Linked DNA regions of Homo sapiens: region 1 is linked to region 2. Evidence: chromatin loops called from intact Hi-C (ENCODE). Cell type or tissue: heart right ventricle. All regions are shown on one strand. Links, peaks and the distances in the headings refer to the core of each region. The heading gives the core; the rest is flanking DNA. Region 1 overlaps SUCLG2-DT (SUCLG2 divergent transcript). Region 2 overlaps TAFA4 (TAFA chemokine like family member 4).

Region 1 (16,659 bases), core at 3,354-11,353, 1.1 Mb after region 2:
TAAGAGAAGCACTTGTACCTGGGAGGCAGAGGTTGCAGTGAGTCCAGACTGTGCCACTGCACTGTAACCTGGGCAACAGAGTGAGACTCCATCTCAAAAAACAATATATATATATATATATATATATATATATACACACACACACACACACCACACACACATTGGAGACTTGCAAGGGTGGGAGGGTGGGAAGGGAGTGAGGCATCAGAAATTACTTAATGGGTACAATGTGTGTTATTGGGGTGATAGTTACACTAAAATCTCAAATTTCACCACTACACAAAATATTCATGTAAATGCGACAAAACTACACTGTTACCCTTGAAATTTATACAAATAAAAAAGAATTCCATGTCAGGAAAACATAGTTTCTTGACAGAAAGACTTCCAAGAAGAGGATCACATATATAATGTTACCTATACTTATTTGACCAGAAACAACTTCTTCCCTGCACTCAGCTCATGAGACCAGTGTTTAGCAGAACATACACTGTGAATTTCTGCCATCTGTCTCAATGGCTTTGAGTGGGGTGAGGGGAAATTATACTTAAGTACTTGAGAGTGCAGTTAGTCATGTCCCCTGGTTCATTGTATACAATCATCAGTGATCCCTGGGGCAAAACCCTATTTTGATCAATTGATTGATCAACAAGTTCCCCTTTAACTTCATTCTCTCATGCTTCCCCTATAGGCAACCATATCACTTTGTTTAATGTGAATGTTTTCATTCATATATATTCTTATGTTGGGACGGCAAAGGAGTGGAGGGGGTGAGGAAGGAACTGACACCCTAGAATATTCCTTTTTGTATATAGTTTTGACTTTCTCAAGACTTTAATCCTCTACATAATAAAAATAGCTAAATCAATAAGGGTGGAAGGAGGAGGGGACTAAAACTGAAAGCAAAGTGAACCACATGAATTCAATTGTATTTCAAAGGAATGCTACAATTGCTCTTAAGAGGAACAGAAAGAAAGGAGTGAGGAAGAGACGGAGGGAGGAAAGGAGAGAGAGAAAGAACAAGAGAATAAAAAAATAAAAAGAGAGAAAGGAAGAGATGAAGGAAAGGAGGGAGGAAATAATGGAGGGAGAGAAAAAAGAAAAAGAAATAAAGGAAGAAAGGAAGAAAAAAATCCAAGTAATTGGCCATCCACCCTCAGTTTGCAGCGGAGTAGGGTAGGGTGGTAACAAGAATTGTAAACAAACCCTGAACTATTTTTGATAATCTTTTTTGTAATGGTGTGGGAAAAGTTGTGAAATTATTTTAGATGTATTAGAGGGTTGAGCAAATGAATTAATTTAGGAGCCAGGGTTGTCAATGAGAAAGAAGGTACATACGAATATGAAACGGGGAAAGACAAGAAATAGCCATGCAGGGATGACTTGAAAATTGTGAGTATTGGTGCGAATTCAAAATTTCAAAGATACGTAGATATATGTACAGGCGCATGTATATGTGTACATGTTTAAGCACATATGTATGCATATGCAAGTGTGTATATATATGTCTCTGTATATAGCATGTATTTCCTAGTTCTGTACATTGAAAGGGTCAAAATGCCACACCTAGTAACAATGAGCACACCTAGTACCTAGAGCTTGCTATCTAATATAATTCCCCACTGAAAGAAACCAGGACTCCTTAGAGAAGTGGCTGATTCCAGGGCTTGGGTAAATAGGTGTAAGATGAGCCTGGAACATCTTGGTATGCTATCAAGTAAGTGCTCAAATAATTGATGGGAGAACGCCCAAAGATACAGAAGCCAGCTTAACGGTGCTCCCACCAGCCAAATACGGGGCAATTTCAAAACGGCAATAATTAACTAATCTATTAAAAACCATTTGGGGAATAAAGAAAATTATGTTTCCATATTGATAATAAATATATAGAAAAAATAAATAAAAAGGGGAGATGAGAGGGCTCTTGTTTATGGCAGAATACCATGTGCTGGCTAATAAATGTGGAAAGAGTACTGGGATAGAAAATCAGCAACTTGCAGCCATTGTTTATAAAGATTAGATGAGCCAAGGATTATGAATGAATGCAAAAAATTAGGGAGAAAAATTGATGTGGAGAAGAATATGTGCATGGTCTTAATGTGTCTCTCCACAGATTAAAGAGTGCAAGGGAAAAAATATTAATTATACAGTAGAGAAATCAGACAACACCTTAACCAAATGGTCAAAATTAACACCACCGATTAGAAGTAGATGGGAGTCCTGCCACCAGATGTGGCACCCCGAGAGGGACACGCCATCACCTATGCAATATTCTGGCCAAGCATGCATAACCTAAATCTAATCAGGAAGAAACATTAGATGAAGCCCAAATGAAGATCATTCCGTTAACACATATGGGTATTGAGGAGTGTATTTTTTAATGTCAATGTTGTACAGAAACAAAGGGTATTCTACGTTAAAGGAGGTAAAGAGACATGACAGCCAAATGCAATACCTGACTCTAGACTGGATCCTGTAATAGAGAAGGAAAAGTACTATTTAAAAAATCTTTGGGTCAACTGATAAAACTAGAACATAATAAAATTGTACCAATATAAAGTTATGATGTTGATAACTGTACTGTAGTCATATAAGAGCATATCCCTATACTTAGGAAATACACAGTGAAAAATTAAAAATGGCCATGAAAAGAGAAAGAAATAAAGGGTATTCAAATAGGAAGAGAGGAAGTCAAATTGTCTCTGTTTGCAGATGACACAATTTTATATTTAGAAAACCCCATCATCTCAGCCCAGAAACTCCTTAAACTGATAAGCAACCTCAGCAAAGTCTCAGGATACAAAATCAATGTGTGAAAACCACAAGCATTCCTTTCCACCAACAATAGACAAGAGAGCCAAATCATAAATGAACTCCCATTCACAATCACTGAGAGAGTAAAATACATAGGAATACAGTTAGCAAGGGATGTGAAGGACCTTTTCAAGGAGAACTACAAACCACTGCTCAAGGAAATAAGACAGGGCACATACAAATGGAAAAACATTCCATCCTAATAGGAAAAATCAATATCATGAAAATGGCCATACTGCCAGAAGTAATTTATAGATTCAATGCTATTCCCATCAAACTACCATTGACATTCTTCACAGAATTGGAAAAAACTATTATAAATTTCATATGGAATTTCTTTGTAGGGCACTGGGCAGATAAATGCCCACACCATACAAAGAAGACCCCGTATAGCCAAGACAATCCTAAGCAAAAAGGACAAAGCTGGATGCATCTCACTACCTGACTTCAAACTATACTACAAGGCTACAGTAACCAAATCAGCATGGTACTGGTACGAAAACAGACACATAGACCAATGGAACAGAAACTCAGAAAAAAGACCGCACATCTACAACCATCTGATCTTCGACAAATCTGACAAGAACAAGCAATGGGGAAAGGATTCCTTACTTAATAAATAGTGCTGGAAAAACTGGCTAGTCATATGCAGAAAATTGAAACTGGACCCCTTCCTTACACCTTGTACAAAAATTAACTCAAGATGGATTTAAAACTTAAATGTAAAACCCAAAACTATAAAAACCCCAGAAGAAAATCTAGGTAATACCATTCAGGACATAGGCATAGGAAAAGATTTCATGACAAAAACATCAAAAGTAATTGGAAGAAAAGCAAAAATTGACAAATGGGATCTAATTAAACTAAAGAGCTTCTGCATAGCAAAAGAAACTACAATCAAAGTGAACAGACAACCTACAGAATGGGAGAAAAATTTTGCGATCTATCCACCTGACAAAGGTCTAATATCCAGAATCTGCAAGACACTTAAACAAATTTACAAGAAAAAAACAACCCCATTAAAAACTAGGTAAAGGATATGAATAGACACTTCCCAAAAGAAGACATTTATGTGGCCAACAAATATATGAAAAAAAGCCCAACATCACTTTTCATTAGAGAAATGCAAATCAAAACCACAATGGGATATCATCTCACACCAGTCAGAATGGCAATTATAAAAAATTCAAGAAACAACAAGGCTGTGGAGAAGTAGGAATGCTTTTACACTGTTAGTGGGAATGTAAATTATTTTAATCAAGACAACTAGCTGAAACACTCGGGGCTTAATACCTAGGTGATAGGTTAATAGGTGCAGCAAACCACCATGGCACATGTTTACCTATATATCAACAAACCTGCACTTACTGCACATATATCACAGTACTTAAAATATAATAAAATTTTTAAAAAGAGGATGGGCTTGGTGGCTCAGGCCTGTAATCCCAGCACTTTGGGAGGCCGAGGCAGGCAGATCACCTGAGGTCAGGAGTTCGAGACCAGCCTGACCAACATAGTGAAACCCTGTCTCTACTAAAAATACAAAAATTAGCCTAGCATAGTGGCAGGCGCCTGTAATCTCAGCTACTCAAGAGGCTGAGGCAGAAGAATAGCTTGAACCCAGGAGGTGGAGGTTGCAGATCACGCCATTGCACTCCAGCCTGGGCAACAAGAGCGAAACTCCATCTCAAAAAAAAAAAAAAAAAAAAAAGAATAAATCTGTAACCTGAAAAAAAGGAATAGATATGTAACCTGAAGAACAAAAAAAAGAAAATGTCTATGAGGGGTATGAATCATCCTCAATTCAGAAAAAGAAATGTACAGAGAATGAGGTGGGGCGGAATTGGGGGGAGCTATGTGACAATGATAAAGGAAAAGTAATAAAATATTAACAATAGGTGACTGAATAAAGGGTTTATGGGTTTTCTTTACACTATTCTTGTTCTTACTTGAAATTATTCTACTTATGTTACAATTTTCTATATTATTCTATCTAAGCTACTCTTATTTGACATTATTTCCAAATAAAAGTTTTAAAATCAAAAACATTTTTAAAGGAATGGTCTTTACTACTCTTATTTGACATTGTTTCCAAATAAAATTTTTAAATCAAAAAATATATTTCTAAAGGAATAGTCTTCCTAGAATGGTAACAATATTGAAGCAGAGTGATGGGTGTATAGAATTCACTATTCTATTCTGTCTCTTTGGTATACATTTGGAATTTTCCATAATAAAGAAATTCTTGTTTTTCAGAAATGGTTTGACTTGTCATTGGTTTACATTTAAACGGCTGATTTCATGTGTTGACCATGGGCTATTTGGAAGGGCTCCTCCACATGTGAGATGTTATCAATCTTGGTGGCACTGGGCAGATGAATGCCCACTCCATACAAAATTTGTCCTCAGGGCCTGGGTGCAGTGGCTCATACCTGTAATCCCAGCACTTTTGGAGGCTGAGGCAGGTGGATCACTTAAGCCCAGGAATTTGAGACCAGCCTGGGCAACATGGTGAGACCCTATTTTTAGAGAAAATATATAAAAATTAGCCAGGCATGGTGGTGGGTGCCTGTAGTCTCAGCTACTTGGGAGGCTGCGATGGAAGGATCACCTGAGCCCAGGAGGTCAAGGCTGTAGTGAGCTATGATTGCTCCACTGCACTCCAGACTGGGTAACAGGGTGGGACCCTGTCTTTAAAAAAAAAAAAAAATCTTCGAAGCTTTAGCTTGCACAGCAGTCTCTCCTCTCTCTCTCTCTCTCTCTCTCTCTCTCTCTCTCTCTCTCTCTCTCTGACAGAGACATTTGCTCCTTTTGGGCAGTCTATGATAGTGTGATAAAATAGGACAACTTCTGGCTTCCTTTCCTCCAGGCTATTTTCTCACTCTGTTCTAGAACATTCTATCTTTTTTATCACTTGTTTAATATTACCTTATACCTCTACAGAATAACTATCTTTTCCAAAACACTTTCACATACACTATCTCATATCATCTATAACTATTCTTTGAACAGAGATACACATTACCATGACACCTTGACCATCAAAGAACAAGGAGAAGGAAGCATCAAATCCAAGGTCAGGAGGAGCAGGAATTAGAACACAGGACACTTTTTTCTACACTGTGCCTCACCCAATTGACAGCATATGACATGATGAGGTTAGGGAAGAATGACAAAATTATGCCTGGCCCATGCCTTTTAGGGGTTTCTGGTAAGCTTTTAAATAACAGCATGGGGTTTGTTTTCAGCTTATGATCTACTCCAATATCCACATTGTTTTTTGCTGTGTCTATGCATAGCCTGGCATTCCAGTCTTGGAATCATGTCTTTCACATTTGTCCATATTGACTTTGCTTCCATATGAAATATTTACATAGGTTTATCACTTTGTCATCATTTAGAGTGGCATCTGTTTGCCAAAAACGAGTCAGGTCTCAGTCACGGCGGCTTGTTGGATCGGTGTGAGCGTCTCTGAAGGAAAGGAGAAATTGCCTTTTGATAGGCTCCCTTAACATTGAGTTACTTTATTAATTATTAACTGACATTTCATTATCTTTTGCTTTCAAATATGTTTTGGGTGTTTTCCTTCATTTCAGACTTACAACAACCTGTGGGATATGTTAAACAACTTTTATTATCCTACGTATTGGCTGTTGGAAGGTGAAATTATTTAAAAATGTCACAGAGCTAAAAGCATGATGACCCAGGTCTCCTACTTCTCAGGCCTGTGGTCTTTTTTATTAAATATGCTAAGTCACCTTATTAAAGAAAACACTAAGAAACAATGACTTTTCAAACATTCCAGAGACTAATTTTGTAATTAAACTAAGAGCTACCACTTGGTGAGCATCTAAGTTTTAATTTACATCTATAAAATAATATTAAAATGCTTTCTGTTCCTTCTGGAAACCAACTAAAGTCCCAAAGTCCCAAGAGACTATAGAAAACCTCATATTTAAAAAAGAAGGTGGCCAAATTGGTCATTTTACCCACACCCCCATCATCTCATCCAGCTCATATAGGCAGAAGACTAGAGTTAAGAGAGATTGTTGAATCAGGAAATTGTTGGCTGAGTGGCTATTGCACAAACCAAGTTAGGGCATTTCCATGAAGTGAACGAAGGCTGATTATCAGATGGGTAGATTAAGGTTTCATTCCCTGGCAGCCTGCTTGCGGGTGGACAGAAAAACATGTTAGTGTTCCCCAACCTATCCCCATTCCCCAAGACAGAACTCGGTGGCAGAATTCTTGAAGGAGGTTTACATGTATTCCTTAACTATGGGAGCATAAGCAAAACAAGAAGCTGCTATTTACTTCCTTTCTGAGGTTTTCTGAGTTTACCATCTGAAGATGGTAAACTGGCTGCAGACAACACCAATAACAGGGAGAGGAGAGGGCAACAGTGGAGACTGTCTACACAGCAAGCATGACAAGTCTCCTGTATACCAAGAATCTTCACCTGTCTCAGACCAACCTGATGGGGCCACACCCAATATCACTCCATGAAGGGAGCAATGAGCCCGCAACAGAAATAAGCTGTGGTGTGAACCACAAAGGCAGCAGCTAGTCAGTGCCTCCAAATCCTCAAGCAGTGGGAGATGAGCATAATTAAATAATTGCCCTGACTTATGTCAAGTTCCCTAGAAGCACAGATTGAGACAGAAATTCACATGCATGAGTTTTAGTGATAGAGATGCCTCAGGAGAAACCAGTAAAAGGAGGGAATAAAACAGAAGAGGGAAGAAAAAAGAGCCAAGCTAGTGTGAGATCACAGGTCCATCTAGCCAGATTCATGGGTAGAAAAGGGCTCTGTAGCTTAAATTACCCATCAGAATCATCTCCTATTGAGGCAAAGGGCTGGCCTTATGTGTCTCTGTCATTCATCCGCTCTTGGCAACTGGAGTGAGAGTGGGCTAAACTAAAAACAATTCTCAGGAGAAGGAGCAGGGGGCAGCAGTGAGCCATTCAATGCTCAGGGTAATGGGGGATGTGTGCAATAGAGCAGACAAGAGGATCCACTTGGGGAACCAACAGCACTCCTACATCCCCTTCTTCCAAAGAGAATGTTCCAAGGTATCTTCCACGTGGTATTTCAGAGAGATGGAGCCCCAGTTACCCATAGTAATGACCTGCTCTAAAGCTTTTGTTGGTTTTTATTTTTTCCTCTTTTCCTCTTTTCTTCACTTGTACTACCTGCACCCACTTTCCAGATAGACTAACTGCACCCATATTCTTCTCTCAAGATCATTTCAGGGGAAATCCAAATTAAGACAACTATCCAAATGAAATGATTGTTATCACTGAAGGTTCCCAACAGCCATGGGCTCCAATTAGATAGCTTTAAGGAGCAAGAAATTAAAGATCGTGTTGGGGGGAAAAACAAAATAAAGCTCTTTCCTGCTTGCACCACTATGAAATTTACATTGGTTAACAAATTGATACCCATTCATTATCTCATTTAATCCTCACAGCAACATTCTGTAGTAGGTATAATTATCTCCACTTTACATGAAAAAACAGAGGTTCAAAGAAGGTAAGGGTGTTGCCCAAAGCCTCCCAGCTGAGATTCAAGTTCATGTTATTTAATTCTAAAGCCAGCAAACATTCTTGTTTACTAATCCATTCATTTGCATTTGCTCATTTTAAAATTAAATGTAGGTTTCTAGAACAACTCTTAAGACAATTGTGATGAGAAGTATACTTTTTATGTGATGAAGGGGCACATTTTTCTTTTTCTAATATAGCCAGGAAGACGAAAAGGGCAGATAGCATGTTTTGTTGTTAAACTGACAACATTATTGATATTTTTCAAATTATTACAAGAAAGACCCAGCATTCACATGTTTTATTTAAGGCAGCTTCTGCATTGTTTGGACATTACATTATTTATGTCAAAAACAGTATTTTGGGTGAACATTTATTCACCCAGTAACATTTATTAGTTACAACTAAGCAGTTTTAAGACCAGAATAAAAGACTGGAAAAAGGAGGGTAAGGGGAATAAACCAGTGTCTTATTTCTCTGGGACTCTCCCTGACATGTAGATATTTTGTTCAAGTTATAAACTAAATTCCCAATGTTTGCTCTATAGGGTTGACACAGCTCCCCAGGCAGACAGCTGTTAGGAGGGACTGTTAAATCAGCCAGGTAAATGGGAAGATGTCAACCACAGTTTCTGTACAGAAGGCTATGCTGTATGGTGATTAGCATGATAAAAACATCGGTATTAGGCAACCTTTGATTTAAACTAGACCATGACACTCAGCTATGCAATCTTAGACTAACTACTTATGCTCCTTAAGTTTCAATTTTCCAAAATGCAAACTGGAGAAAATAATGGTAGTCAACTGTATTCATCTGTTTTCACATTGCTACAAAGATAGTACCTGAGACTGGGTAATATATAAACAAAAGAGGTTTAATTGACTCATGGTTCCGCATGGCTGGGGAGGCCTCAGGAAACTTACAATCACGGCAGATAGGTGAAGGAGGAGCAAGTACCTTCTTCACAATGCGGCAGGAGAGAGAGAGCGAGCGAGAAAAAGGGGTAACTGCCAAACACTTCTAAAGCATCAGATCTCAAGAGAACTCACACACTATCATGAGAACAGCATGGGGGAAACCGCCCCTATAATCCAATCACCTCCCACCCAGCACCTCCCTCAACACTTGGGGATTACAATTTTAGATAAGATTTGGACAGGAACAAAAAGCCAAACCATATCACTAACTGATAGGGTTTAGGAAGGATTAAATAGGATCAAGTTACAGCACTCACTAAATTTTATCCATAATCAATAAAATGTTTATTTTTCTGATTAGAATAGGATATAAGGAAGACACTTTAATGAAAATGAACACAGTTAATTTTGCAAAGTTTGACCTATGCTGTTCCAGTCTTAGCCACACCCTAGTTTCCTGGACACCACCAGTATCATGTCCATGAAGAGGTTCGACTTGCACATCAGGATGACTGCATGACTGACATTGCTTATCTGGAACAATTCCACTTATAACATCTCCTGATGTGGTGCCTTTTGGGAATTAACCCTCTCCCCTAGGAACGCAGCAGGAGTAGAGAAGTTTGCAAACACAGTGGAGAGAGAATATATGTCGATATGGAGTGCTGTAAACTTACATTATTGTGAATCTGGGATGACAGCATAAGTCACAAAAAGGGAAGCATTAAATGAATTACACAGGCCTTCTGCAAGAAGTGGCAATAAAACAGTGGAGTACCCTTCGCCATCCTGTATTTCATTTATGCCACATAAATTCAACTTAAGAATCTTATCTTAATTCTTTCCCATTTTTAGCCTCCTTCACATTCCCCCTGTCATATGACTCGGAATTATTCTTTCATTTCATGTGTATTTATTGAGTGCCTTCTCCTTTGTATAGAAGTCCCTATAGGGCATTATCAAGCTGTAAGTGCAAGCTATGGTGGTTATCTACATGGATATCTCACCAAATTAAATTGCTTTCCTGATATAAAAGATAGATAATAGAGAGCCAGGTAAAAAATAACTGTGTATTAAACTTCATATGTAATCACTCTTTAACCAACACCATTATTCTGTGTAAATTAAGAGTAAATGTCAACTGATTTTATGGTTGTGCTTGTGAGAATGTTAATACTATGACAAAAAAGGACACTGCAAAATCATCTTTTATTAATTTGATGAAAATACAATGTGGGTATGGATGGGGTATAATTATTAAAAAATAAGGTGATCAGGCTTCCCAAGTTATTGTGGCCACCCATTCATTATTTTTCTGATTGAGAGATGGCAGAAATGCAGCACATGGTTCACAATCCCCTCTGCCCCCAGCAACACACACATGCACGTATATACACATGTGAACAATTGATCATAGGGCTTTTTCCTATGAATGTTGATATTGCCTCAGAATCTATCTCAATGCAGCACTCCAGGAAATGCATTCCACTATCAGTGTGGGCACGTGCAATTATTTCTACTAAGGATATAATAATCCTTAGAGTTGATGGAGGGGCTTTTTACGCTTTTTGACAAACTAAGTCCTTCAACTTCTTAAAGTTGTGCACTTTTAATATGCACCCTACCCACAGTGAAGCAACAAGAAGAAGATGAAACACCTTAATGCCTTCAGTTGAGAAAGTTTAGATTTAAACTCATAATTTCAAACCATTTTAAAATATAGCTTTATTTATGTATTCCACAAAGATCTCTATTCTGTTCATTTTTTTGCCCAGGTTCATCCAGGAATTAGAATAAAATGTGAAGCAGCCATTGTTTATAAAAGTTGTTACTTGTATCAACCACTTCTCTCCCTGTCATGCTGTAAAGGTGAAACTCCCAATCCTAATACATCAAAACCCAGGTTTTGATTCTGAGCCTAGATCCCCAAAATCCACGTAACATTTCCTGCAATTTCCAGAGCTAACTCAGTGAACAAAAATGTTTTCTATTTAAGATAGTCCTTGCTCATCTATCTAAAAAGGAAAACTCTTATTCATCTTTCAAAATCCAGGTTAGGTATCATCCCCTGTGGAAAGCCATCTTTGTCCATCTCTTCTGGTGATCCGATACGATGAATTTCCTTCATTTCTTGTGCAGGTTTCTCTAGCTGCCCTTATCATACTCATTTGTGTCCTCTAGAAAATAGGGAACTCCTTAAAAGTCAGGTGATGTGTTAGTCATCTCCTTGCCCTGAGCACCTAACAGGGTTCCCCGCTTAAAGGCTAAATTACTACATGCTATTAAACTGAACTAAACAGAATGCTCAATTTTAAACACAGGGAATTACCTTTTAAATCAGATATTCTTGAAAGGAGCTATCGGAGATGGTGAAAACATTAAAGAGCAATTGATACCAAGAAGGTAAATAGTGTGGAAGGGAAAATTCTAATATTTCATTCATTCATCATTCAAATATTTAATAAGTGTCTATTATGAAGAAAATATAAAGTGAGAGACAGTATGGAGCTCCTATATAATAGATAGTGGGAATTATGTACCACCAGCTACAAGTAAAGGAGTGTTGATCCATCAGTGACAAAGAAATTTTGTAGTAAATAAGTAGAAAGGGGAATGGTTGAGACTGAGGAGAGATTGATGAACATGAAAAAACCAGGTCAATGAGCATGATACTGCACTAGTCCTATTCTTCTATATTCTGTTAACTGTTGAAGACAACTACCCAAAGTTTTCCATCAGACTTACCAGCCACAAAAACTGGGTAACAGGCAGAGGTTAGAACAGTTTGGAGGGCTCAAAAGAAGACAGAAAAATGTGAGAAAGTTTTGAACTCCCTAGAAACTTGTTGAATGATTTTGACTAAAATGTTGATAATGATATCGACAATGAAATCCATGCTGAGGTGGTCTCAGATGGAAATGAGGAAGTTTTCAGGAACTGGAGAAAGGTGACTCTTGTTATGTTTTAGCAAACAGACTGGTGGCATTTTGCCCTTGCCCTAGAGATTTGTAGAACACTGAACTTGAGAGAGATGATTTAGGGTACCTGGCAGAAGAAATTTCTAAGCAGCAAAGCATTCAAGAGGTGACTTGGGTGCTGTTAAAGGCATTCAGTTTTGTAAGGGAAGCAGAGCATAAGAGTTTGGAAAATTTGCAGCCTGACAACACGATGGAAAAGAAAATCCTATTTTCTAAGGAGAAATTCAAGCTGACTGCTGAAATTTGCATAATTTATAAGGAGCCGAATGTTAATCCTCAAGACAATGGGGAAAATGTCTTCCACATTTTCAGGTATCTTTTCAGCAGCACCCCACTCTACTGGTACCAATTTACCATATTAGCTTGTTTTCATGCTGCTGATAAAGACATACCCAAAGCTGGGGAGAAAAAGCAATTTAATGGACTTACAGTTCCACATGGCTGGGGAGGCCTCACAATGATGGCGGAAGGCAAGGAGAAGCAAGTCACATCTTATATGGATGGCAGCAGGCAAAGAGAGAGCTTGTGCAGGGAAACTACCATTTTTAAACCATCAGATCTCGTGAGACTTATTCACTATCATGAGAACAACATGGGAAAGACCCACCTCCATGATTCAGTCATCTCCCACCACGTCCCTCTGACAACATGTGGGAATTACGGGAGCTGCAAGATGAGATTCGGGTGGGGACAAAGAGCCAAACCATATCACCAAGAATCTTAATTTCTCTAATAACGAATTTGTGTGTGTATGAGTGAGTGTGGGTGTGGGTGTGTGTTTTCCATTGATATACATACATAGAGATATGCAAACAAACAGAGCAATAATTTTAGAGTCAGGTAGATCACTGATTGAATCTTAGAATTTTCTCCAGGTGTGTGACTTTATGAAAAATCACTTCACCTTTCTAAGCCTGTTTCCTCATGTATTTACGTGACTGTTTTACACAAGATTATTTTTGTTTGAAGTCAAGACCTTATATATCAAAATTAGCAGAAATCCCAGCACATAGCAGAAACTCAATAAATGATGGCATAATTAAAATATGATTATAATTATGATTATTATATTTGTGTACCTTAAGCCACTCTACCTCTACTACCCATCCTCCTAATTCTTCCCCTGCCCCCAGCAGTCAGTAATGAATCACGGTAGATAGAGAAGTCATAGGTGAAACTGGGCATTTAGAATTCCTTAGCATGGAAATTAATAAAAATTTTGAATTTGTTTCATAGTAGTCTAATGAATATATGTGGTTAAACTTGATGACCTAACCTCCCTCATTTATAAATTGGAGATCTAAAAAAATACCTTCTTTGAAGGCTGATTTTGAGAACTGTATATAATGTATGTAATTTAGCACAGATCCTGGCACATGGTAGAAACTCAAAATGGTGGCTATAACTGTAAATATCATAATTAATTATATGTGCTTATTGTTCTCAAAATGAAAACAATAACTAAAATGTATCTTTCATTCCAAAGAGTCCTGATAGGATGTAAAGAAAGTGTCAGCATTCTCCCATTTCCTTGCAGCCCATGACACTCTGCCCACGTTGGTACTGCTAGGACATCAAAGCATGTCTGGGAAAGCTAACACCTTAAAGGAGAGCATCTAGCAACTCTAGATGGAATGTGCTGTAGACAGCTGTAAGTACACAAGAATCCAGGCACAAAGCAGCCTGCGTAACTCACTGTGAATTAGATTTTTGATTCTTTATATTTCCCCTTTAATCCCCATGACTTTGGTTTTAAGTAGCATTGGGTCATGTGGAATTTTAACAAAGGCTTCTCTGAAAATCCAAAAGAACGATCCTCTCTCTTATTGTGTAGCCTTTTTTATGACCTTGTTACATAGACAGGTTTAGTTAAACAAGATTTTCTCTTCTTCAGATTAGTTCAGAACATACTTTATTTTTTGTGTCTTGGCAAGGTTTCTAAAATCCTTCCCACACTGGGATTCATTTAGCCCAGCTAAGATTCCACAAACAGAAGATAAACTACAATGTTTAAAAAGACAGACAGGGAATGTAAACTGGTCTGGCCATTTTGGAAAACAGCTTGGCAATTTCTTAAACAAAAACAAAACAAAACTAAAACTAAACATGCAACCACAATAACACCCAGCAGTTGCACTCCTGGAGACACTTCCTAGAGAAATTAAAATTTATGTTTACCAAAACAAAAACCCATACACAAATATTCATAGCAGTTTTATTTACAATAGCTAAAAACTGGAATCAGCCCAGATGTTCAACACATGAATGATTAAACAAACTGTGACAAGTACATTCCATGGAATACTACTCAGCAATAAAAGAAACAAACTATTGATACAAGCAAGAACTTAGATGAATTTCAGAAAATTATGTTGAGTGAAAAAAGCTAATCCCAAAAGGCTACATAGCACTGTTAATTTCATTTATGTAACATTTTGAAATATGAAAAATAATTTAGATGGAGGTAGATGAGTAGTTGGCAGGAGTTAGGGGATGGGGAGTGGGGGTTGGAGAAGGAGGGTGGCAAGCAGGAGGTGAGTGTGGATATAAAAAGGCAACAAGAGGATCCTTGTGGTGTTGGAACTGTTAGTATCATTACTGTGGCAGTGGATACAAGAACCTGCACGTAATAAAACGGTATAAAATTTAATACACACAAATACACACACACACATAAGTATAAATAAAACTTGGAAAATCTGAATAAGATTGCTGAATTTTATCATGGTCAATATCCTAGTTCTTATAATTTTGACAAGCGTAACCATTGGGAGAAACTGGGCAAAAGGTACCTAGGAGCTTTCTGTATTATTTTTTACAGCTGTATCTTATCTACAGTATCACACAAAGTTTTATTTTCAATTAAAAAATAAACTAAATAAAGCCACTGGAAGAAGCAAAAGGAAAAAATATTTTCTATGTTATCATTGAAAAAAATTATGAAGTTCAAACCTCCAGAAAATTATTGAGTTATTACATAGTGATTGCTTAAACTCTCTTCAGCTGAACAAAGAGAGAACTTACCTCCTGAAAGAAAGGCCAGGCATAGTGTTTCACACTTGTAACCCCAGCACTTTGGGAGGTTGAGGTAGGGGGATCACTTGAGGTCAGGAGTTTGAGACCAACCTGGCCAACATTGTGAAACCCCATCTCTACTAAAAATACAACTATTTGCTGGCTGTGGTGACAGGCTCCTCCTGTAATCCCATAATCCCAGCTACTCAGGAGGTTGAGGCAGGAGACTCACTTGAACCTGGGAGGCAGAGGTTGCAGTGAGCTGGGCAACACAGTGAGACTCTATCTAAAAAAAAAAAAAAAAAAAAAAAAAACCTCCTGGAAGTATTAATAATATTTCCTAAATCTGAAAAAATTCTTCCTAAAAGAAATGGAATCCCTTTAAAAAAAAAAAAAAAACACTATATCTGTTGGTCTTACAGAACAACTCTAAGTCCTCAGACACATGGGAGCACTCCAAAATCATGGAGAGCTATATATTTTACCCTGAGCTTGATTTTTATTGTGATAAATACTGTATTCTTGGTTATTTTTCTTCATATGTCATGTTTTTGTGCTTCCCCCTGATTCTAAACAGTTCTTCTCTAAACACATTTCAATGTCACCAATTTCTTTCTTAAAGTGATTGTAGTGTTCTAAGTGTGATATAAACAGAGAGGCAGGATTGCTGGCAAGATGGCCAAACAGGAACAGCTGTGGTCAGCAGCTCCGAGCGAGATCAAAACAGAAGGCGGGCGATTTCTGCATTTCCAACTGAGGTATCCAGTTCATCTCATTGGGACTGGCTGGACAGTGGGTGCAGCCCACAGAGGGTGAACTGAAGCAGGGTGGGGCGTCGCCTCACCGGGGAAGTGCAAGGGGTCAGGGAATTTTCTCCCCTGCCCGAGGGAAACTGTGAGGGACTGAGCCTGAGGAACTGTGCACACTCCGGCCCAGATATCGTGCTTGTCCCATGGTCTTCACAACCCACAGACCAGGAGATTCCCTCTGGTGCCTACCCCACCAGGTCCCTGGGTTTCAAGCGCAAAACTGGGCATCCATTTGAGCAGTCACCGGACTAGCTGCAGGAGTTTTGTTTTTTGATTTTTCTTTTTTCCATATCCCAGTTGTGCCTGGAACACCAGTGAGACAGAACCTTTCACTTCCCTGGAAAGGGGTGTTGAAGCCAGGGAGCCAAGTGGTCTGGATCGGCGGGTCCCACGCCCACGGAGCCCAACAAACTAAGATCCACTGGCTTGAAATTTTTGCTACCAGCACAGCAGCAGTCTGAGTTCGAACTCGGAAGCTCACGCTTGCTTGGGGGAGGAGCGTCCGCCATTTCTGAGGCTTGGGCAGGCGGTTTTATGCTCACAGTGTAAACAAAGCCACCAGGAAGTTCGAACTGGGTGGAG
Region 2 (16,659 bases), core at 792-8,791:
CATCCACTCCTGCAGCTTCCTTAGAAGTAGAACATCTTTATGATAAACTTAAACTAACACTTACAGGGCTTTAGTGAAGGGAATAGTCAGATAATTTAAGATCTTTTTGAGAGATGTGGAGAAAATATGCTACATGATTTTTTAAAAAAAGAAAAGAGAAAAAGCTGTGGTAACTTTTGTAAGGGACTTAAAATGGGTGTTGTCTAAAGATTTAGAGGCAGTCATTCTGATAACTTCTAGTGAGACTCATATCTCTGCATTGCTGATTTTTAAAGGCGAGATCAAAACCATCAGCTACCGATCAGTTTGTGTGTTTGTGTGTGTGTGTGTGTGTGTGTTTCTGTCCTTTCTTTCTTACATCAACATTTAAAGTGACACAGTGGAAACTCCCCAGCAAATTGTGTTTTCCTGAATAATTCATATGTGTCAATGGACTTGTTGTCAATTAATTTACTCTCTCAGCTTTGGTAATCTGAGGCGTGGCAGTGCCAGAAATGTTTTGACTTCTTTGGGAAAGAGTGATGCCTGAACCCTAAATCACGTATGGGTCAGAATTATAAATTCTGTCTCCAAAGGTCTTGTGTTTGGAAAGTTCATGAGATATTCTTACCACCAAATATATAACATGTCATACTTTCCACTTCGTTATTCTGATATTTTAAGGTTAGTCATAATTTAAGGCTCAAGATAATTTTTAAAATCTCACACAACTCAATTTTCCCTCCTCAAGTGACAGTTCCAAGAAGATGAGAAAAATAATGATTGAAGTTTCAGCAAATCAGCATAAAATCAATACCATTTGGCTGCTGTGAAGTGCCCACAGCTAGTTGGTTATTGTGCTGTGCCTATTTTTATGAGTTTGTTCACGAGGATAGTGTTTGAGGTCCTCAATCTTATCTCTTTTCTTGAGTGGAGTTTAAGAGTCAGATTAGTTGACAAGTGAAGCATTTCAGTAGGATTACCACCCACTCCCATTCATGCTATAAATTTTATCTAATGATCTTCAGGGAATGAAAGTCCATGATCCTTGCAATGTCCATGTGGCATTTTTGTCCCAGTTTAGTGCTCAGCTGATGGAGAACTCAGGATCACCAGAATTAATTGGGGCAGTGCACCGAGATCCTGAGAAACTCTGGTCAGATTTTCACTCTACTGTGGGTATATTATAGGAAGTCTGACAGCGGGAGCAAGTTGCAGAGTGTTATCTGCAAACGGCTGTGTCTGAGTGTCCAGAGAGGCTCCTGGCACTGTCCCATGGGCTTCATGGTTAGTGCTGGCCAATTAAAGAAATGATGGCACTAGGAAACCCTAGTTAGAAGTTGGATGCTTTTTATGGCTTGGATTAGAAGAGTGGATGTTGATTGCTGTGTGTAAACAAGGAGGTATTTTACAACCCTATCTCCACCTACCTGGCTAAGAGACACAGAAGAAAGGTGGGAATCTCCCCCCCAGTTTTGGCAGATGGGTGTTACGGTAGGTGTGTATCAGAGATGTAATTTTAGTTTAAGCATTAAAAAAACCAAAATGAAAACCCACCTAATTTTCACAGGTTGGGTGGTGAGACTCTTTCTTGAAGACAAATGGCATTAATACATTTCCACAGAATCCAGTAGTATTTTTAAGCAACTAAAAAACGCAAAAGACAGGTTTTGTTGTTTTTAAAGTCTATTTTCCATCATAATTGAGCAGGCAGGAGATCACATACACATATGGGACTGTGTAGCTTCAAGCTGTAGAAAAGGTGAAGGGGCCAATTGGCAGGTTCGTTTCTTTTAAAAGGAGGCCAGGGCTAACTCTTGTTATTTCTTCAACTAGCAATTTGTCCTTTTGTTCCTTTTTTTTTGGCTGTAAGCAGTGCCTTATTTCCCCACAAGAGGGTAGCAAATATGTTTTGTGCAGTGGAAAGATGCCTTCTGGAAGGAAGTTTCAGAAACTCAACTCCTGTGGAATTAAAGATTTAGGGATCTTCCTAGAAATTTCATCTGGTATAGACACGAGTAGTTGGGACACAAAGCATCTTACAACTTTAAGATTTATTCCTGTGAATACTAGGAGACTTCAAAAATTCAGATTTTTATCCTTTAAAGATGGAGTCATAGCTAGTTTTCTGATGGAGCTGAGAAAGTTGAGAACTTGGGTGCTATTGATTTATACGTTCACTTTAATAGTTCCATTTCCCTAGAGAACTTTGAATATAACCTGGACTGCACTATTTCAATTCCACAAAATGCTGTGGTGCTTGGTGACTATTTAATAAAATCTGTTGGCATAAAGTCCCTGGAAAAACTGGGGCACACCTGGAAATGAGGCAGGAAAGGAAATCAAATGTTGGGGGGTCTAAAGTCAAACCTAATTCTGGTTCTGGTACATCCTGGCTGTGTGGCCTTATCCAGGCCACTTAACCTCTCTGAACCTGTTTTATCATCTGTAAAAATGGAATGATATCCATGCCTATTTTATTTGGAGTTATTGGGATAACTAATAAGGAAAAATAGGTGAAGGGATTAGCACATAGTAAACATTCCATAAATGGCAGCTGTTTTCACATTTGGAGGCATCGAGAATGAGTGTGGAAAGGTTCGCATTCCAGGAACAGCTGAAGACTGTGAGCATGGGTAGGTAGATGTGGTCAGAGCCTTCAGGGTTTGAAGATTTCTCATGCATAAGAGAAAAAGGCTTGTTTTTTCATTGTTCTAGTAAGCTGACTGTGGCGAAGAAAGTTGCTCTATGAAGACTGAGGTTTCAGCTCAACCTTAAGGAGAGAAAGGCTTCAACAAGCTGGGGAACAGAGTGACCCAGAAGGGTGTTGAGAGCCCTTTTATTTGCTGGCCTTGACCTAAATCTGCTGTAGAGAGGATGTATCACTGATTGGGAAGTAGTTAGATGTCAAGAATTGTGAAGGGTCTGAGCTTTTACCCTCCTTGCAAGCTAACAGGTTAGCTGGTCATAGTTTCGTGGATGCTGGGCAGAAGGCATGAGATGCTTGGGTCAGAGACAAAAGATTTTACTTTATTTTAATTAATCAATTAATTTTTTGAGATGGAGTCTCCCTCTGTCACTTATGCTGGAGTGCAGTGGCGCAGTCTCGGCTCACTGCAACCTCTGCCTCCCAGGTTCAAGTGATTCTCCTGCCTCAGCCTCCTGAGTAGCTGGGGTTATAGGCGCCTACCACAGCGCCCAGCTAATTTTTGTATTTTTAGTAGAGGTGGGCTTTCCCCATGTTATCCAGGCTGGTCTCGAACTCCTGACCTCAAGTGATCCACCCACCTCGGCCTCCCAAAGTGCTGGGATTACAGGCCTGAGACACTGCGCCCGGCCCGAGACAAAAGATTTTATTACTCATGGCAGAGGAAGCAGCATGAGCTTCAGTTTTGCTTCAGTTCTTCTTTCATTCTTGGGCAAGTTATGAAACCTCTTCGGGACTCAGCCTCTTTCTATGTAAAATGAGAATAATAAAAATAATAAAAAATAAGTCTCACGGTTATAATAAGGAATCAATTAATACCTGGGAAATGCTGAGAACTGTGTTTGCTTAGTGAGTGCTCAAATGCTAGTTATCCTTATTTAGAGCTGTCTTCTTCTTTTGAATGTTATCTGTTTTGTAGAGGTTCTGTACTGTTCAAATTTATGGAAATTTAGGTTTTCTGTTTTTTTTTCTGTTATAAATGATTATGCAAAATATGCATGTTGTGATTGTGTGTTTTGGTGGTTTATGTTATTTTTAACTTAGGGTAAATTTTTTGAAGAGCAGTTGTTGCATCCAAGTTTGATCCCATGTTTTCTGTCCCCTATGATGGCTGAAATTTATAGGAACCCTGCAAATACTCTTGACTAAATAGCATACGCTGTTTTAGTTCTAATTTTCTACAATAAACCTGGTAATTTCAAAAATACTAACTGAGTGGGGAATATAACATCTACTACAGGAGTCTCTCTGAGGCTTAAATTTGAGATAACATTTGTGAAAATGATAAAATTGTATGTACAGGCGGCTATACTTGTACTTTGCCGGCAGAAATGAATTGTACTTAACACAGATGCGTTTGAAAAATGATTTGCCTGCATTGCCTAAGTTCTGACACTAGGGGGTAGGCAAGGCTTATCATAGCTAAATAGAGCCACATGTAATTTTGCATGTTATAAAGCTGCGCTGAAAAAAGTAAAAGGCAACAGAGGAAATTAATTTCACTAACACATTTTATTTAACCCAATATATTCAAAATATTATCATTTTAACATGTGACCCTAGCCACGTTTCAAGTGCTCAATAGTCACATGTGGTTAGAGCCTACTATGATAAGTCCCATGAACTAATAATGAGTTAGGTCTTAATGTTGCTTTTTTAAAGATTGGAATTATGGGTTATTTTAATTTTCATGGGTCAGTCATAGAGCACATTGTTTTATCTCTCTTTATTTCACTTAATTTCTTTTATGTTTTATTTAGTTATTTAGTTCTCTCTCTCTTTTTTTTTTTTAAAACAAATGACTACTAAATTTAGAAAAAGTACCAGGTAAGTGGGATTCGTAACCTCAAGTAATAAAGAATGGGGAAGAGTTCTGTTTCCTGATGAATAGCTTATGCTGTTATTCTCTGCAAGAGCATATTTTTAGGGAGAGGGAAGTGGCAAAAGTAATTTGACAGTGTGTGTGTGTTTATGCATGTGATATCAACCATTAAGTCTTAAAGTTACCCACTAGCAAACTTATTTTGATCAATAATGAGCACTTACCCACTGGGGTAAGTGAAACCTGATGATACCATTTTAATATGGTTTCTCCTGTACTTTTCTCTATCTTCCTTCTTCCTGTCCCACTTCCAGTGAATGGTTATTTCAGTAAATCTATGGATGTATTGCTATGCAGGCAACTCCACAATAGCATACACTATTTTATGAGCAAGAAAAAGAAAAGACTGTGGAATGGTTTAAAGGTCCTATGTTTTGGTAGCAATGGAAAAAGGCATCCATAAGATAGTGGTTACTTTATTCTCTCCCTGGGGAGCTTTTGCACGAAAAACACAGAGGGCCCACTGCAGCGAGATTCCATCTGAACCTTACAAAGTAGAGTGCAGGCACCTGTATTATTTAACAACCGTACTATTGATTACTCAGACCTGCAGCCAAAGATGAGAACAAATGATTCAGAAGTTAAAAAAAAAAAAAAACTGGAAGTTTGACTCTAGCTCCTATCAAGGTACAGTTTGATGTGGGTGGTGATGTCTCCATTTCAGTCTTGCTATGACATAGTTAGGCTGAGGAGAGTTGTCACCCTGTCAAGGTGACCTCCATTTCCACCTCTTGGGAAGGACTGTGAAAATACTTACTCATTTTGTACCAGCTCAGCTTTTTGAATGCTAAAAGCTTCCATGGTGAGGGATTCCACTAGCCTCCGTTGTACCCCATATTATATTTCTTCAGTGCCATCTTGATGGGCTCAGCTTTTAATAAGAAGGGAAAGGAACACATTATATGCAGTGTTCATATTTGGCTTCTTCTCACCTCCTCAGCTGCAAGTTCAAGTCCCAGTGCCACTGGCAAGTTCAGCTTTGTGAAATGTCTGACAAATGAGCATGCTTTACATCCTTTGTGTGTGTGTGTGTGTGTGTGTGTAAAGAAAGGGTTGTATTACTGACGGGAGTAAAGAATTTCAGTTCCTCAAATGAGCTTGTGAGCCATCCTACTTGGCAGAGTAGGCTTTTTCACCCTTCCCTCTTTGAGTCTTTAGGGCAGAACAGGCAACTGTCTTTGAAGAGTTCCTCGGGTAGTTTGGGAAAAGATTCTCCTTACCCTTGAGAAGAAATTTCCCTTTTTCTTCTTTCAAGCCACGGCCTTAGACTCATCTAAACAAAGCCTACAATTTGGGGTTTAAAAAGCTACAGGTCAATACCTCATCTGTATGCCAGTGCTATACGAGGAAATTGGAATCATTTGTTCCCTATAAGGAAAATAAAATCATTGGTAAAAAGAAACAGCAGGGGTAGAGACGGGGCAGGAAGAAAAATGACGTTTTGTATTTTCCTAGGTGTTGCTTGGATGCTTTAAATATTTTGGTCCATATGGTAGTCTCAGAATAGAACACTGGAAATAATATTTTTGAAGGGACATTTAAAAACCCATTACAAAGGATTGATTGTGAGAAGACTGTGTTTGCAAGAGTTAAAAACAATTTGACTACTAAGGCCAAGTACCATCAATGCTTATATTTTAGGGTATGTCTGAAATCAGATAAGAACTATAACTAAGTCCGACAGGGTTAGAAGGGCCTGAGATTGTTGGGTGTCTCCAACTGGGCTCTGTTTTTTTCTTAGCTGTTGGGGATTGGGTAATGGGATCCTAGAAGCAGAGAGGGAACAATAGAGAAATTTGTTTCAGGAAAAATATAATATAGGCATGAAATGAAAGAAGTGAATAGCAACAGTGTTGTTAGCAGCAGGCAATTTTTCAGTAGCTCATCACTGACATTGCACAGCTACCTGGGAAAGGGCTGGGAATAAATACCAGCCATCCAAGGGTGTGGGAGATTTCAGCAATCCGAACTTGGTTGTGCATAAAGGAGTCAAGAGGTGTGTCTTCTTCCCCAAAGTCAAACAGTTACAGATTTTGGAAAAGTCTCCTTTGCTCTGGAAAGTCTTATTTGTTGTTTAGAAAGCATTTGCAAGAAATAGTGGGAGGCTTGTCTTTCAAGTGGCACTTTCAAAGGCTGGTTGGATTTGAGCTAGAGAAATGAACATGTGAACATGTTGCTGTTTTCTGCCCTCCCTGCAAGTGTCCTGTGGTCATTTTACAGGCTTTTCAAGTAAGTGTTGCCCCGTGGAGGACAGTGATTTCTAACTATGCATAGTCTATATGTTTGAGCTGTTGCCGGCTAAACATATCCAATAGGAAATAATACCCAAATTGAAAGGGAGAGAGCAGCTATTAATATGAATTACTTGTCTAGTTAGTTGCTTTCAGGATACCATCTAGAAATTGGAAACATTCACAGAATGGCTAGGTCAGCATTTTTCTGGCCCAGGGTGTGTGTGTGTGTGTGTGTGTGTGTGTGTGTGTGTGTGTATGTCTGCGTGTGTCTGTCTGTTGTGTGTGTGTCTGTGTCTGTTTCTATTTGTCTTCTCCTGGAAAACAAGTATGACGTTGTTTGATCTCTCCAGGTGAGAGCAAGGTTGTTAGCCTCTCCTACCTTATGTTGTACTGATCTGGAATTTGTTTTCTAATGAGCCTGATGCATGCCTCATAGGTGTGTGACACATCAGAACCTGGATTGTTTCTATAAGTCACTGAGACCTAAGTTTGAACCCTACTAATTTTAGAATTTGTAATGGAATGTGTGATGAAAGATCAGCCTTGAGATGATACGGCTGATATTTACCCATGCTGTCTATGAAAAGGGATTTGCTAAGCAAATAAATGGTGTAAATATATTTACCAAGGAGCTGTTCACGTTATCTTAAAAAATCGTCAAGTGCTTTGGAAGCATTTATTTAACATGAAGTCAAAATGCTTGTGCCTTCTCTCTGCAAAGTCCTACCTATGTGACCCTGGGCAAAGTTATTTAATCTCTCTGAGCCTCAGTTTCTTCTTCCTGGAAGTGAGTATTACAACATCCCCTACCTAAAAGTATTTTTGTGACATGAAATGAGACAATTTATCTAAAGAGCTTGGTATTATGTCTGGAATTTAATGCATTTTCTTATTTATTATTGCTACATAATAGTTGTGCATATCTTTGGGGTACATGTGATATTTTGATACATATATACAATGTGTAATGATCAAACCAGGACAGTTGCAACATCGATCACCCCAAACATTCACCCTTTCTTTATGTTGGGAATATTGTGATTCCTCTTCTCTAGCTATTTTGAACTAAAACTAAATTATTGTTAACTATAGTTACCGTACCATACTATTGAACACTACCTCATATTTCTTCTCTCTAACTGCATTTTTTTAAACTATTAACCTCTGTTCATCTCTCCCTCCTCCCAACCCTTCCTAGCCCCTGGTAACCACCAATCAACTTTCTACCAGTATGAAATCTACTTTTCTAAGCTCTCACATATGAATGAGAGCATGCAGTATTTATTCTGTGCCTGGCTTATTTCAGTTAACATAATGACCTTCAGTTACATCCGTATTGCTGCAAATGACAGGATTTTATTCTTTTTTATGACTGAATAATATTCCATTATATATATATATGTACCACATTTGCTTTATCCATTCATCCAGTGATGGACACTTACGTTGTTCCCATATCTTGGCTGCTGTAAATATGGCTGCAATAAACATGGGAGTATAGTTATCTCCTTGATATTCTGGTTTCCTTTCTTCTGGATAGATATCCAGCAATGGGATTGCTGGATCATTTGGTCCTTTTAGTTTTAGTTTTTGAAGGACCACTGTATTGTTTTCCACAGTGGCTGTACTAATCTACATTCCCCCAATGATGTATGAGTGTTCTCCTTTCTCCACATTCTTGCCAGCATCTGTTATTTTTTGTCTTTTTGATAAAAACCATTTTGACTGGGGTGAGATGATATCTCAGTGTGGTTTTGACTTGCATTTCCCTGTTGATTAGTGATGCTGAGCATTTTTTCATATACCTGTTGGTCATTTGTATGTCTTCTTTTGAGAAATGTTTATTCAACTCTTTTGCCCATTTTAAAACTGGATGGTTTTTATTTTTTGCTGTTAAGTTGTTTGAGTTCCTTATATATGCTGCTTATTAATTGATTGTTGGATGGATAGTTTGCAAATATTTTTGGCCTTTTCATAGGTTATCTTTTCACTTTGCCGATTGCTTCCTTTGCAATGCAGAAAATTTTTGCTTTTGTGACCTGTGCTTTCAAAGTCTTACTAAAAAAATTTTTGCCCGGACCAATGTCTTGAAGCATTTCCCCAGTTTTTGCTTCTAATAGTTTCATAGTTTCAGGTGTTAGACTTAAGTCTTTACTCCATTTTGATTTGATTTTTGTATATAGTGAGCGATAGGGGTCTAGCTTTGTTCTTCTGCATATGGTTTTTCAGTTTTCCCAGCACCATTTTTTGAAGAGACTGTCCTTTCCCCAATATAGGTTCTTGGTGTCTTTGTCAAAAATGAGTTGGTATTGTAAATAGTGCTGCAATAAACATTCGTGTGCATGTGTCTTTACAGTAGAATGATTTATAATCATTTGGGTATATACTCAGTAATGGGATTGCTGGGTCAAATGGTATTTCTGGTTCTAGATCCTTGAGGAATTGCCACACTGTCTTCCACAATAGTTGAACTAATTTACACTCCCACCAACAGTGTAAAAGCATTCCCATTTCTCCACATCCTCTACCGCATCTGTTGTTTCCTGACTTTTTAATGATCGCCATTCTAACTGGCATGAGATTTTGGAACCAACCCAAATACCCATCAGTGATAGACTGGATAAAGAAAATGTGGCATGTATACACCATGGAATACTATGCAGCCATAAAAAAGAATGAGTTCATGTCCTTTGCAGGGACATGGATGAAGCTGGAAACCATCATTCTCAGCAAACTAACACAGGAACAGAAAACCAAACACTGCATGTTCTCACTCATAAGTGGGAGTTGAACAATGAGAACACATTGATACAGGAAGGGAAACATCACACATCAGGGCCTGTCGGGTGGGGAGCAAGGGGAGGGAGAGTATTAGGACAAATACCCAATGCATGCCGGGCTTAAAACCTAGACGGTTGGCTGATAGATGCAGCAAACCACCATGGCACATGTATACCTATGTAACAAACCTGCACATTCTGCACATGTATCCCAGAACTTTAAAGTAAAATAAAAATTAAAAAAATGAGTTGGCTGTAAATGTGTGGATTTATTTCTGGGTTCTGTATTCTGTTCCACTGCTCTATGTGTCTGTTTTTATGCTAGTACCATGCTGTTTTAATTACTATGGCTTTGTAGTATATTTTGAAGTCAAGTAGTGTGATGCCTCCAGCTTTGTTCTTTTTGTCCAGTTCGGATTGTTTTGGTTATTTTGGGTCTTTTATGGCTCCACATGAATTTTTGCATTGTTTTTTCAAGTTTTGTGAAGAATGTTACTGGTTTTTGATAGAGATTGCATTGAATCTATAGACCACTTTGGGTAGTATTGACATTTTAACAATATTAATTCTTCTAACCCATGAGTATAGGCGTGTTTCTTTTTTTGTGTGTCTTCTTCATTGACTTTCATCAATGTTTAATAGTTTTCTTTGTAGAGATTTTTTGCATCTCTGGTTTAATTTATTTCTAGGTATTTTATATTCCTTGTGTCTATTGTAAATGATGTTGGTGCCTTGATTACTTTTTCAGATTCTTTGCATATAAATGCTATGGATTTTTATATGTTAATTTTGTATCCTGCAACTTTACTGAATTCACTTATCAGTTCTCAGTGTTTTTTGTTGGAATCTTTAGGCTTTTCTAAATGTAATGTCATGTCATCTATGAACAAGAATGATTTGTCTTCTTCCTTTCCAATTTGGATGCCCTTTATTTCTTTCTCTTGTCTAATTGCTGTGGCTAGAACTTCAAATGTTATGTTGAAAAAAAGTGGTAAATTTGTGCATCCTTGTCTTATTCCAGATCTTAGAGAAATGTCTTTCAATTTCCCCCCAAGCAGTATGTTAGCTGTGGGTTTGTTACGTATGGCCATTTTTGTTTTGAGGTGTGTTCCTTCTGTACCCAATTTGTTGAGAGTTTTTATCATAAAAGAATGTTGAATTGTGTTGAATCCTTTTAAAACATCTGTGGAAATGATCGTATGGTTTTTGTCCTTGATTCTGTTAATCTGATGTATCATGTTTATTGATTTGCATATGTTGAACCATCTTTGCATCCCTGGGATGACATTGATTATTTGATCATGGTGAATGATCTTTTTATTGTGTCATTGAATTTGTTTTCCAGTGTTTTGTTGAGGACGTTTACATCTGTGTTCATCAGGGATATTGGCTTGTAGTTTTCTTTTCATTGTGTCCTTATCTGGTTTTGGTGTAAGGGCAATGCTGGCCTTGTAGAGTGAATTTGCACATATTACCTCTTCTTCATTTTTTTGAATAGTTTGAGTATAATTGGTGTTATAAGTAGTTCTTTAAATATTTGGTGGAATTCAGCAGTGAAGCCATCATGTCCTGGGCTTTTCTTTGATGGGAGATGCTTTATGACTGCCTTAATCTCATTATTTGTTATTGATCTGTTTGAGTTTTCTATTTCTTCCTGGTTTAATCTTGGCAGGTTGTATGTGTCCAGGAATTTATTCATTTCTTTTAGCTTTTCGAATTTGTTGGCATATAGCTGTTGATGATCCATTGAATTTCTGTGGTATCAGTTGTTATGTGTTCTTTTTTTTCTTTCTGATTATATTTATTTGGGTCTTCCCTCTTTTTATTCTTAGTCTAGCTAAACGTTTTTCAATTTTTTTATCTCTGCAAAAAAACAACTTTTTGTTAATCTTTTGTATTTTTTAAAGTTTCAATTTCATTATTTCTGCTCTGGTATTATTTCATTCCTTCTACTAATTTTGGATTTGGTTGGTTGTCTTCTAGTTTACTGAGATGTATCATTGTTTATTTGAACTTGTTCTACTCTTTTGAAGTAGGCATTTATTGCTATAATCTTCACTTTTAATGCTGCTTTTTCTGTATCCCATAGATTTTGGGATGTTTGTTTACATTTTCATTCCTTTCATGAATTTTTAAATTTCCTTCTTGCTTCATTTTCCCATTGATCATTTAAGAACATGTTGTTTAATTTCCATGTGCTTGTATAGTTTCCAAAGTTCTTATTACTGATTTCTACGTTTATTCCAATGTGGTCAGAAAAAAATACTTGATATCATTTTTAGTTTTTTGAATTTGTTGAGACTTGTTTTGTCACTCAACATGTGACCTGTCCTGGAGAATGTTCCATATGCTGATGAGAAGAAGGTGTATTTTGCAGCAGCTGGATGAAATGTTCTGTAAATGTCAGGTCCATTTTGTCTAGAGTGTAGTTTAACTCTGATGTTTCTTTGTTGATTTTTCTGTCTGGATGATCTGTACATTATATATATATTTGGGTGCATATATATTTACAGTTGTTATATCCTCTTGCTGAATTCACCCCTTTATCGTTATATAGTGAACCTCTTTGTCTCTTTTACAACCTTTGACTTGAAGCCTATAACTGGTATAAGGTTAGCTACTCCTGCTCTTTTCTCATTTCCATTTGCATGGAATAGCTTTCCTTCCTTTCACTTTCAGTCTATGTGTGTCTTTATAGGTGAAGTGAATTTCTTGTAGGCAGCTTATAGTTGGGTTGTGTTTTTCAAAAATCTACTCAGCCACTCTATGTCTTTTAGTTGGAGAATTTAGTCAATTTACATTCAAGGTTGTTATTGGATATGGAAGTACTTACCACTGTCATATTGTTATTTTCTGGTTGTTTTGTGACTCCTCTCTTTCTTCCTTTGTTACTGTCTTCTTCCTCTGTGGCTATGTGATTTTTTTCTCTGGTAATATGTTTTAATTTGTTGCTTTTCATTGTTATTGTATCTATTATAGGTTTTTGCCTCGCAGGGTTTACCATGAGGCTTACAGAAAACTTCTTATAGATATAACAAGTTATTTTAAATAAACGATAAGTGATTACAAAGAAAAGAAACAAACAAATGAAAAACAAAAACCCTGCACTTTAACTTCATCCCTTCCACATTTTGACTTTTCGTTGTCTCAATTTTCATCTTTTAATATTGCCTATCCCTAATAAGTTGCTGTTGTCATTGTTACTTTTGATAGATTTGTCTTTTAGTTTTCATATTAGTGACATGAGTGGGTTACACACTGTAATTACAGTATTAGGATATTTTGAATTTATCTGTGTACTTACTTTAGCAGTTAGTTTGTTACCTTCAAATGTTTTCTTTTTGCACATTACTGTTTTTTTCTTTCAGATTGAAGAACTCCATTTAGCATTTCTTGTAAGACAAGTCTAGTAGTGCTGAATTCCCCCAGCTCTTGTTGTCTGGGAAAGACTTCATCTGTCCTTCATGTTTGAAAGAAAGCTTTTCTGGGTGCAGTATTCTTGGCTTATGGTTTTTTTCTTTAGCAGTTTGAATATGTTGTCCCATCTTTCCTGGCCTCTGTGGTTTCCATTGAGAAGTCTGTTGCCAGACGATTCAGAGCTCCTCAACATGTTATTAGCTGCTTTCCTCATGTTGCTTTTAGCATCCTCTCTTTTTCCTTGACCTTTGAGAGTTTGATTATTATCTGCTTTTTTGGTAGTCTTATTCGGGTTGGTTATATTTGGTGATCTCTGACATCCTTGTACCTGGATATTTATATCTTGCTCTAGGTTTGGAAATTTTTCTGTTATTATCTTTCAGAATAAGGTTGCTGCTACCCCTTGCTCTTTCTCAATTCCGTCTTAGACACCAGTGATTCTTAGATTTGTTCTTTCGAGGTAATTCCTCATATTCTGTAGGTGTCCTTTGTTCCTTTTCATTCTTTTTTTATTTTTTCTATTCTGACTGTATATTTTCAAACAGCCTGCTTTTGAGCTCACAGACTTTTTTCTGGTTTTATTCATTCTGCTATTGAGAACTTCTAATGCATTTTGTGGTCCAACACATGAATTTCTCAGTTCCAGGATTTGTTTTTTGTTGTTGTTGTTGTTCATCTGATACATTTCTGAGTTTTTTTTTTTGTGAGTTTGCAGAGTTTTTTTTTTTTTTTTTTTTTTTTTTTAGAACTGCTATTTTGAATCCTTGATCTGAGAGCTCACACATCACCATCTCATTAGGGTTCATCCCTGGCTGCTTGTTTTGTCTGCTTAGGGAGTTCATGATTCCTTGTTTGCTGTTATTTCTCGTGAATATATGTCTATTGCTTTGTATGGAAGAGTTAATTATTTATTTCTGTCTTTGCTCCCTGGCTTGTTTTGGTCTTTCTGGGGTATGTTTGCTTAGAGGTTCTTTGCAGTTGCCTGTTGAGTTCCCTTAATCCTAGATTGCTGCTTCCTTTTTGGCACTAGATGGTGCCTGAAGCCCAGATTTGCCTCTAATCTCACTAAGGTTCAGAGCTCTGCCAGTCTTGAAATGGGAGTGTGGGTCCCAATGGGAATATCCTGCCATGTGAGAAGTATAGCTAGGGGTTCATGCCCAGAAGAACTGTGGAATGTGCCTTCTACAGTGTGGTGCTGCTGAACAACCACTCTAGTTTGGCATCTTTTTTGGCTAAGATAAAGGGCTGAGTTTTGTGAGCTGAGGTCACTAGTCTTACATCCTCTATTTGTTTCTAGCACCCTCAGGGGATTTTCTCCCTACCGGCACTTGCTGTGTTTCCTGTGGGTTGAAGCAGGAATAGTTTCCCTGAACAAGAACCCAAGATGGTTTGGAAGCTGGCTGTCCACCTCAGTCTCACTTTTTTCCAGTGTAGAAATCATAAATCTGGGTGAATTTTTTTGCACATGGTGCTTGGCAGATTTGAGGGAGGTGCATTGCAGATAGAAAAGTCCATTTCTCTTACCATCTGTCTGGAGTTTTTCACCTGTCTGTGGTTTCAGGGAACATCTCAGCCTCAAATTTGAGCTCTAGCTGGTGTGGTAAGTGCCTATAGTTCTAGCTACTTTGGAAGCTGAGGCAGGAGGATCACTTGAGGACTGGAGTTTGAAGCAGCAGCACACTATGATTATGTCTATGTATAGCCACTGCATTCCAGACTGAGTGTATTCATCCATTTTCATACTGCTATGAAGCAATACCCAAGACAGGGTAATTTATAAAGAAAAAGAGGTTTAATCGACTCACAGTTCCACATGACTGGGGAGGCCTCACAATCATGGCAGAAGGCAAAGGAGGAGAAAAGGCATGTTTTACATGGTGGCAGGCAAAAGAGATGTGCCAGGAAACTGCCCTTTATAAAACCATCAGATCTCGTGAGACTTACTCACTATTGTGAAAACAGTACAGGGAAAAACCTGGCCCCATGATTCAATTGCCTTCCATCAGGTCCTCCCCATGACACATGGGGATTATGGGAACTACAATTCAGGATGAGATTTGGGTGGGGTCAAAGCCAAACCATATCACTGGGCAACATAGAGAAAGCCAGTGTTTAAAGAAAAATTAAAAAAAAAATAAATTGTGGGATATTACTGGTGATAATCTGAGTGCTGAATATTTGTTTTTGGTTTCTTGTGGAGTAGAATGAAGCCAGATTGCTTCTGCCATTGTCAATGCACATATTTTATTTTTGTTTTTTAACAGCTCTATTAAGGTATAACTGACATAAAATAAACTGCACAAATTTGAAAGTGTACACTTTGTTAAATTTTAACCTATTTACACCCATGAAACCATCTTAATAATAAAAGTAATGAATAAACCCTTCACCCCAAAAGTTTCCTTATACTCTTTTGTAATCAGCTCCTCTTTCCTTCCCACCATCCCTAGGCAACCACAGATTTTTTTTTGGTCACTGTAGATGAGTTTGCATTTTCTAGAATTTTGTTTGTGGAATCATCTTCTTTTTCATCTGGTTTCTTTCTGCATAATTGTTCTATGATTCTTCCATGTTGCTGCATATATATGGGTTCTTTTTTTAACTAAAACATTTTAAGTTGACACACAACCTCATTTCTTTTTATTGCTGAGTAGTATTCCATTATGTGCCACACGTTGTTTATCCATTCACTTGTTGATAAACACTTGGAGTTTTTCTAACTTTGGCTATCATAAATACAGCTGCTGTGAACATTTTGTACAAGTGTTACACAGACATATGGTTTCATTTTTCTTTGGTAACTACCTTGGGAGAAGAATGGCTGGTTCATATGGTAGGTGTATGTTTGACTTTTAAGAAACTGTTAAACATTTTTAAAGTGATGTACCGATGCGTGCTCACCAGCAGTGAATGAGAGTTTCAGTCCCTTCATATTCTTGCCAGCACTAAGTATTGTCTGTATCTTTAATTTTAGCCATTTTTAATAGGTGTGTGGTGATATCATATTGCAGATTTAATTTGCATGAACCTAATGGCTAATAATGTTGCACATCTTTCATTTGCTTGTCACCTGTCTATCTTCTTTGGTGAAGTGTGTTCAAATTATTTGGCCACTTTTTAAAGTCACATTGTTTGTTTTCTCAGTATTGAGTTTTGAGAGATCTTTTTATATTCTTGATATAATTCCTTTATCAAATAACCAAACTGCAAATATTTTCTCCCAGTATGTGGCTTATCTTTTCACTCTCTTAACAATGTTTTTTGAGGAGCAGAAGTTTTTATTTTGATAAAGTCCAATATACTAGTTTGTTCTTTTATGTATTTTACTTTCGGTGTCTTAGAAATATTTGTCCCAATCCGAGATCACACAGGTTGTTTTCTGTTTTCTTTGAGACAGTTTTTAGTTTTTGGCTTTATATTTAGGACTGTGATCCATTTTGAGTTAATTTTTGTATATAAAACATGTAATGCATTTTTAGTAGGTAAAAAAGTGCTCATTATACATTGTTCTCTTGTTACTTAGGTGAAGTTGCTGAGAATACTTGAAAGTAATAGATTTATTTTAAAATGCCTTAGGCATTTTAATAAGTCAGATTGGTATTCCCAGACTAATTAGTTTGAATTAGTGAATTAAAATAAAGGGTGTAATAATTTCAGCCA

What was found. Hi-C counts contacts between places; a loop is a spot of excess contacts. Peaks named below come from ENCODE experiments on the same cell type or tissue, not always from the same donor. Only the 100,000 strongest peaks of a DNase experiment are listed, where the experiment ranks them.
Region 1: a loop joins it to region 2, with 4 times the contacts of the local background. A loop is called at or near these places in 4 of 110 quality-filtered maps.

Annotation. Positions count from the first base shown.
Region 1 is chr3:67,781,351-67,798,009 of GRCh38, reverse strand. All of the region lies in intron 3 of SUCLG2-DT (SUCLG2 divergent transcript), which reads right to left. Among named protein-coding and RNA genes, the nearest start is that of SUCLG2-DT, 130 kb to the right of the region's middle. In heart right ventricle, for the core only: a CTCF peak has its summit at 7,778; a DNase peak (open chromatin) is centred at 7,760.
Region 2 is chr3:68,863,736-68,880,394 of GRCh38, reverse strand. All of the region lies in intron 3 of TAFA4 (TAFA chemokine like family member 4), which reads left to right. Among named protein-coding and RNA genes, the nearest start is that of TAFA4, 60 kb to the left of the region's middle. In heart right ventricle, for the core only: CTCF peaks have their summits at 1,867 (motif pointing right) and 4,085 (motif pointing right); no DNase peak of the experiment used is centred there; H3K27me3 peaks cover 2,727 bases.